Regions from separate parts of the Homo sapiens genome. Here region 2 is linked to region 1. Evidence: chromatin contacts called from ENCODE Hi-C or POLR2A ChIA-PET data. All regions are on one chromosome and are shown on one strand. The core of a region is the stretch at or near the end of the contact, and the rest is flanking DNA. Distances in the headings are between cores, read along the strand shown. Region 1 overlaps FCHSD2 (FCH and double SH3 domains 2). Region 2 overlaps IUR1 (imatinib upregulated ABL suppressing lncRNA 1).

Evidence for each region. Hi-C counts contacts between places; a loop is a spot of excess contacts on that map. ChIA-PET counts read pairs that join two places held with the same protein, here RNA polymerase II (POLR2A). Pooled maps may share reads with other maps.
Region 2: a loop to region 1 is called in a map with no recorded cell type, with 4 times the contacts of the local background. The contact joins two enhancer-like sites. A Hi-C loop is called at or near these places in 1 of 168 maps with a recorded cell type or tissue (HepG2), 6 of 37 single-sample maps with no recorded cell type and 7 of 50 pooled maps. POLR2A ChIA-PET finds 5 or more read pairs at or near these places in 5 of 52 experiments (B cell, GM12878, HepG2 and 2 more).

What each region holds. Positions count from the first base shown.
Region 1 is chr11:73,070,797-73,074,370 of GRCh38, forward strand. The region is part of intron 3 of FCHSD2 (FCH and double SH3 domains 2); the gene reads right to left. Among named protein-coding and RNA genes, the nearest start is that of FCHSD2, 70 kb to the right of the region's middle. Within about 2 kb of position 2,260, at least 8 of the 41 ENCODE cell types and tissues checked have a DNase peak (open chromatin) inside an H3K27ac peak, as active enhancers do; they include B cell and OCI-LY7, where a contact is called at or near this core.
Region 2 is chr11:73,176,032-73,179,645 of GRCh38, forward strand. All of the region lies in intron 1 of IUR1 (imatinib upregulated ABL suppressing lncRNA 1), which reads right to left. Among named protein-coding and RNA genes, the nearest start is that of IUR1, 5.1 kb to the right of the region's middle. RefSeq lists an enhancer at 2,020-2,069. Within about 2 kb of position 1,565, at least 24 of the 41 ENCODE cell types and tissues checked have a DNase peak (open chromatin) inside an H3K27ac peak, as active enhancers do; they include B cell and OCI-LY7, where a contact is called at or near this core.

The sequences.
Region 1 (3,574 bases), core at 1,010-3,509:
ATTCACTTAATAACTAACCAACACCTCAGTGGTTAGTTAAGTGAGGTTTAAGCATACCTCAGTAAAAGCAGTCTGCTGGAAGTGAAATAATGTGGTCTGAAAACTAAGAATTTAGTTTGATTCAGAAGTAAAACCTAGAACAATTAAAGCAGAAGTTGCAAACTGGCATCCTTCAGATGGGAAGGGCCTTTACACATGTTTTATTTGTCCAATTCCACAAGCAATTGGAAACATTAAACAAAATCTTTTAAGGAGAAAAATGTTTTCCATAAATGCCTCCTACAATATTACTAAAAGATGGTCTACCAATTATTTTACAAGAACACTTTTGGAAGACACAGTCTCTTCCATTCTGGAGCTGCTCTAACTAGCTAATACCTTCTGTCATCCTGATCTCTCTACTCCCTCTTCCTAGTTTTGCACTTCAGAGTTACAAAAACTAGTCAAATTCAATTCACGTGCATACACATGAAATCTATAATGGAGGCTGTTGAAAATAATGCAGCTTCTTTGACCATTTTCCCAAAAAGCATGATTTCCAACCCCACCACCAACTTTGGTCATCTTTTGGATGCACCTCAGACTGCCAATGTCTCTCTTAAAATGTGTCCAGGACTGGGCGCAGTGGCTCACGCCTGTAATCCCAGCACCTTGAGAGGTCGAGGCGGGCAGATCACGAGGTCAGGAGATTGAGACCATCCTGGCCAACATGGTGAAACCCTGTTTCTACTAAAAATACAAAAAAAAAAAAAAAATTAGCTGGGCATGGTGGTGTGTGCCCGTAGTCCCAACTACTCGGGGGGCTGAGGCAGGAGAATCGCTTGAACCTGAGAGGCAGAGGCTGCAGTGAGCCGAGATCATGTCACTGCACTCCAGCCTGGCGACAGAATGAGACTCCATCTCAACAAAAAGACAAAAAAAAGTGTCCAGTAGTAGATTATTTGAAGGGAGGGAAATGGACAGAGTGAAACACAGGTTTCTTGTCTTGGTGTCCACAATTATAAAATGGGAATAACAGTAACTACTGTATCCCTCAAAGGTTATAGGGAAAACATAAATGAGTTAATCTATGTAAAGTGCTTAGAACAGTGCCTGACACATGATCTTAATATATGTTCTTTAACCCAAAATACAGAGAAAGAGTCCACAGCATAAACTGATATAGAGAGGTTAAGACAGAGGTGCCTATAAAAAATCTTATTTTTTGATCAGCGGTCAGGGCAGGGGACTCAAACTCAACCAGTGGGACCAGGTAAACAACAAATGAGTGAAGACATACGCAGACCACTATGTCCTGTATAAAAGGAGCCAAAATAAAAACGGGCATGTTCACACACAAAAGGTTCAAAATCACAGATCTAGTATGAATTCTCCCCTCTCTCCACTCTGTTTTATCCTGGCCTAACCACTAAATTAATTAATAGAAACAGAAGGTTTGGGGAGGAAAATAATGGGGATCAGCATCAACAATGATTTCCTCTCAACACCTTTACGAGATGTGCTACCGAATAGCCATGAAAAAGTGAAACTTACTAGCAAATCTATGTCCCCAAGAGTACTAACATTTAATTATAGCCACCATTTCTTTAATGAAGTTTAAAAACTTAATTAAATTTTTAATGAAGTTTTTTAAAACTTCCTTTAATGAAGTTTTTAAAAACTTAAAAATCAAACTGTACCAACTATTTCAGGAGAGGACTCCATCTGCTCTTCCTTCTATATGAATTTCTAAACACTGTTATAAGATAAGGAAAAATGAAATAAAAATAAACAGTAAGATTTTAAAAAGTAATTTACAAAACAGGACACAGAAAATAATACTCAATTTTGCCCTGGTGGACGTCCTATTGTGATAGTTATCCTGTCTCCTTATTTGTTCTATAGGACAAGATTGGCAGAAAGAAAAGCTCCAAATATATTCACCATTAATCTCTAATAGCATTAGACAGAAAAGTAACCACACACCGCTAAATTAAGCTACATTTTTAAGTTTCTATGCAGATGAAATTCACCAAAAAAGAACCCCCACCACATGCACATAACACTAACTTCTTGTATAGTATGCCCAAGTCTTCATAATTTTATTTCTTAAAAGAGTAAAAATAGCAAAAAATTTTAGGTGCAACAGTATAAATACCACAGGGTATTTGCCAACATGTCTGTGTTTACTCTGTGTTTGTCTTTAAGCAAGGAGCCGCCCTTAAAGTCCACAATGTTTTCCTGCTCCTTCTCTCCAGCCACAGTAACCTTCTGTATCCTTCCTTCACTAGCAGCATTCTGCCAAAGACTACAGGAAGTACTTTAATACACAGCACTTGCCTGTAGCAATTTCAGTTTGAGTACTGCAAATGATTTTACCAACACCTCAGTGGTTAGCTAATTGCAGTCAGAAGCTAGACTTGATTGTTCCCTAATATTTAATGTTGCTCAGTTATTCTTACATGACTTCTGTTTTCACAGATACATTTGTCATTTGTAGAAACAGATATGCAATACATCTGTTACTTCTGGAGAATTACAAAGTGAACTTCACAAACCATACTTAAAAATAAAACATTAATACTCTTGTAGGAAACTGAAACTACCAAGCAACTTGAAAAAGTTCACTGCTTGAATTCCTCCAATTATATAAGCAAGGTTTTGCAATATTATTTTCTTTCTTTCTTCTAACATCGCCCTAAAGAGGTAATACAAGTTTACTTTGCATGTGCTTGAGATAAAATTTTCCAAATTGCTGTCATACGATCAATCCCACTTGAATTAATTTCCTTCACAATATTTTTCTTTTAGGATGGCTCACCTGTATGCTCTGTAAACCTCACAAACGCTCAATCTTTTTAGTCAATCAATCCTTTGCACAGAGGATAACAATATACATTCCTCGTAATAATTCTATAAAATTATTCTTTTTCTATAAAAGTCATTCTTTTCCAGTTGGCCATAATGCCATATAAGTGGCTTTGAAGAGAAAGAAGTTAATATATTTAACTGGAAGACCACATAAAATCAAATAATAAAAACTGTACATGTGCAAGGATTTTTTTTTCTTTTTTGAGCATTGCTGTAATCACAGTACCTAGAAGACTTGTTAAGATATCAGTTCCCCCTAAATTGACTTAAAGATTCAAACCAAGTCCAATCAAAATATCAGGCAGCATATGGGAGAAATTAACAAACTGATTCTAAAATTTATAAGAAAATATAAAGGGCAATAATAGTATAAGATCTTAAACGAACAGATATCAAGATTTATTGTTATAAAGACAAAGTACTTAAAACAGTGTGATATCGGGAAAAAAATATTTCAAAGATAGGTCAGTTGACTAGAATAAAAAGTCCAGAAACAGACTTACATACACAGTTAACTAATGTGCCACAAAATATCACTTCAATACAGTGCTGGAGTGCAGTCAGGGGGAATAAACTTTTCAATCCATATAGAAAAATAAACTTTTCTATATGGATTTTCAGTTGAGGAAGCACAAAATATGCTTGCAAGACTACATAATATCATAGAATAAAACTCTGTATGTGCAAGGACTTATGTGTGCAAGTATAAAATATGTGCAAGCAT
Region 2 (3,614 bases), core at 315-2,814, 100 kb after region 1:
CAGGCCTCAGAACCTCAGATTCTCAGATCAATTTAGAAATTTGTAGACTCTCACAGCCCTAACATGAGGGGTGTCCCAGGCTGCTGGTCAGCCCCACCAGTGGAGGAATCCACGACTTCCCAACTGGCTCTTCTGTGGACCTTTGTTCCCCTTTCTTAGGCATGGCTTCAGAGCTGTAGGCCCTGCCCAGGTGGTGTCAGACCCAGAGCAGAGAAGAAGCAGAGCCACTCTCCTCTCAGTTGAATAGGGCAATCTCAAGGCCATGGGGCAGCTCCCTTTGTGCCTCAAGGGAGACTATGGGGATGTCACGAGAGGCTGGTCTTAGCTCAGTGTGCAAAAGGCAGTCTCAGAGCTGAAGGGGCTGCTTCTGGAGACAGGCATGAGGGTGTGAGAGCAGGCTTGGATGAGTCCAGAGGCTTTCTGCCTCTGCTAATGCAGCCAGACATCAAATCTACCTTTGTGCTGGCCACGTCCCACTGCATTCCTTTCATCTAAGACCTCAACCTTTTTTTTTTTGTTCCATCCAAGTGCAAAGTCTTGCATTTCTCTTTTAAATTCCATCTTGTAAATATTAGCTCTTCATCCTAGTACAGTGGCTTTACATGGTGCGGTAGAGTTTATGTGCAGAGCCTTCATGTGCATCATCTCCTTCCATGCTTAGGACAGTTTGCTGGACCTCACAGAGGTGATTGATGCAGCATCCCCCCGGGAGCCGGGTGAAATCACAGACTCCAGCAGCAGCTTCTGAGATGACTGTGAGCATTAGGCCAGCAGGACCCCATTCCCTGAGGAGCAATGAATACAAGCCCATGGAGCCAGAGAAGGGGAAACTGGTGCAGCCCACATGGTGTCTGGAAGGGCTTCCCAAGGGCTGCTTCAGAGGCAGCACAGAGCCTCAGGCAGGACTACAGGAGGAGCAGGAAGAGGGGAGGATGAGTCAAGTCTACCTGGATTGGTTTGGGTGGAGTCCTTCCTGAGGCAGGGTGGTGTGGGGGATGGTTGTGTAGATATTTTTGAAGCCCCCCCGCCCCAGTGTCTGTGTCCCCTTAAACAAGTATTACAATCTTCCTTCCCTCCCATGAGCAGAAGAGGAAACTAAGGCTCTGCCAGGACTAGAGCCCAGGTGTCCCAGATGGATCACCTAGCCAGGGATCTTCAGCAAACCAGGCTGGTCCAACTGTCTGTCCCGAGCTCCCTGAGTTGGCTTGAGGAGAAGACTTGCTCCCTGCCCTCTTGGAACTCCTTTCTGGTTGGAGAGCTGGGTGTTGAGTTTTGTGTAAGGTTATTTAGGCAACAGTATTCCAGAAAGGCTGATGCTGGAGATTCAGACACTGGCACCAAGCCTGTGAGCATCACTCTGGAGCTGGACCATGAGCCCATCCTATGCTCCTGCCTCTAGACCTAGGTTGGGTTGTTCAGGAGCTGGGTCTGGAAGCAGATCAGAAAGCAGGGTCCACCCCAGCCCAGGGGCTGGGCCTGTGGGTGTGTCCAAGCTAAACCTCTACACAAGGATCCATTGTGGTTGCTCAGCCTGGCCCTGGGCTCTGCCAGCCCTTCCGGCTCCCGGAAAATGTTTCCCGTCTGGCAGCTCCCAGAGCAGCCTGTCCTTGGCCAAGATGCTGACTGGCCCCACACACAGGCCTCTCCTACCCAGTGAGGATCCTGGAGTCCTGGCAGCTCAGAGCTCTTGGGTCCAGCCCCCATTTAACAGTCAGGATCCCTTAGGCTCAGGGAAGTAGGCACAGGCCACAGCAGCACACGAGAACCAGAATCAGGACCAGAACCCGGCACTCTGGCCATTTTCTCAGCTCTCGCTACCAACATGAGGCAGAAGGATGCAGACTCGGAGAAGGGAAGGGGCTGTCCCATTACACAGTCCTTTGTGGCAGAGTCTGGAGGAAATGACTGGTGCTTAGCTGGCCGCTTGCCCACCTGGACCCCTCTCATCTGGGTTCTCTAGGTTCAGCTGTGTGGCCTCGTGAAGGTTGCTATTCCTGTCTGCATTTGGGGACTGAAGACTCCCCACTCTCAATCCATCCCTGACATCCTAAGCTTTAAAATCAGGCATAAGCGCACTGGATGGGGTGAGGAGAAGCAGCTCTGGAATTTGGGGCTTTGACAACTCCGCCCCATCTGTGTGTGCCAAGCTGTACCAGAGCCAGAGGCTTAGGGCCTGGGGCTCCCCAACCCTTACTTGGGCTGACAGTGCCACCTGGTGCCCAGTCGGTGTGACATGAGTCCCGCTAGAGATGCAACCACAAACCTTCGCTCTCTGTGGGACCTCTGAGCCACCCCATGCTAGGCGCTGGGGACATAGAAGAAATTGTGACCCCAGATGTGAGGGGAGAAGACCCACAGAGAGTGACCACTCAGGATGTGGAGGCTGTGACAGCAGAAAGCCCGGGGCCGAGGAGGGTCGCTGAGTACCACAGGGTCAAGAAAAAGAGGCATTGCCATCAATGTAACTCTCACTGTCTTCTAGGCCAGGTCCTATGCAGGCCTGGGGACCCTCAAGGAATCAATTGTAATCTAATAGAAAAAAGTAGGGTGGGGAAGGGAGCTCAGAGCCAGGGACTTGGAACTGGGTCTTGAAGAATGATAGTAATTCATCTTGTGAGCCGTGGGCATTCCAGGCTCAGGGAACAGACTATGCGAAGGCATGGAAGAGTGAGCTTGTGTGTATAAGCTTGAGGGTGACAGGTGTGGAGAGGAGGGGGACAGCAGAAGAAGTGCCAGAATACGAGGTCTGAAAAGTCACAACCCTGGGTACCTGTGGCCGACACAGCTTGTCTGAATTTCCTTGCCCCATACCTACCTCCTTTCTTGACCTTCAATGTCTGGGCAGGTACAGAGCCCCTGCCTCAAACTCCAACCCCATTCCCTCTGGGTCTGGTTACCTAGAGGAGGTCCTGATTCCTGAAAGCCTCCCCTCTTCCCCCAGGGCAGGAGCTAGGTCGGGCTGCCCACAGGCTGATCTGAGGGGACACAAACCTATGACTTCCCTGGCCTCCAAGAAGCCCAGGCCCAGCCCTTAGATTGGAGAAGGATCTTTAAGCAGTTATTTAACTCTAGACTCAGGTTCCTCAACTGATGGGGATAATAATGGTACCTGACTCATGGGATGTGGTGAGGATTAAATGAGAAAATGCATAGAAAGCCACTTATTTGCACCTTGCTGGCATGGGTTGAGGCCAGGTAAAGGGGCTCCTCCCCATTGCCAATCCCCCTGGCATATTTCCTTCTAGGGGGAAGCTTGAGGGCTCCAGATTTTGGCCCCACCTGGGCTGCCTACCCCCCAACTTCAGGCTTCTTTCTACATTTCCTGAACCCAGAGAAGCTCTGTTGTATACCCAGCAGGTGATTGCTTTTTCATGTTTCCCTCTGATTGTTTTTTTTTTGAGACAGGACCTCACCCAGTCACCCAGACTGAAGTGCAGTGGCATGATCTCGGCTCACCGCAATCTCCACCTCCCGGGCTCAAGCAATTCTCCTTCCTCAGCCTCCCAGGTAGCTGGGATTACAGGCACATGCCACCATGCCCAGCTAGTTTTTGTATTTTTGGTAGAGACGGTGTTTCACCATGTTGGCCAGGCTGGTCTCAAACTCCTGACCTC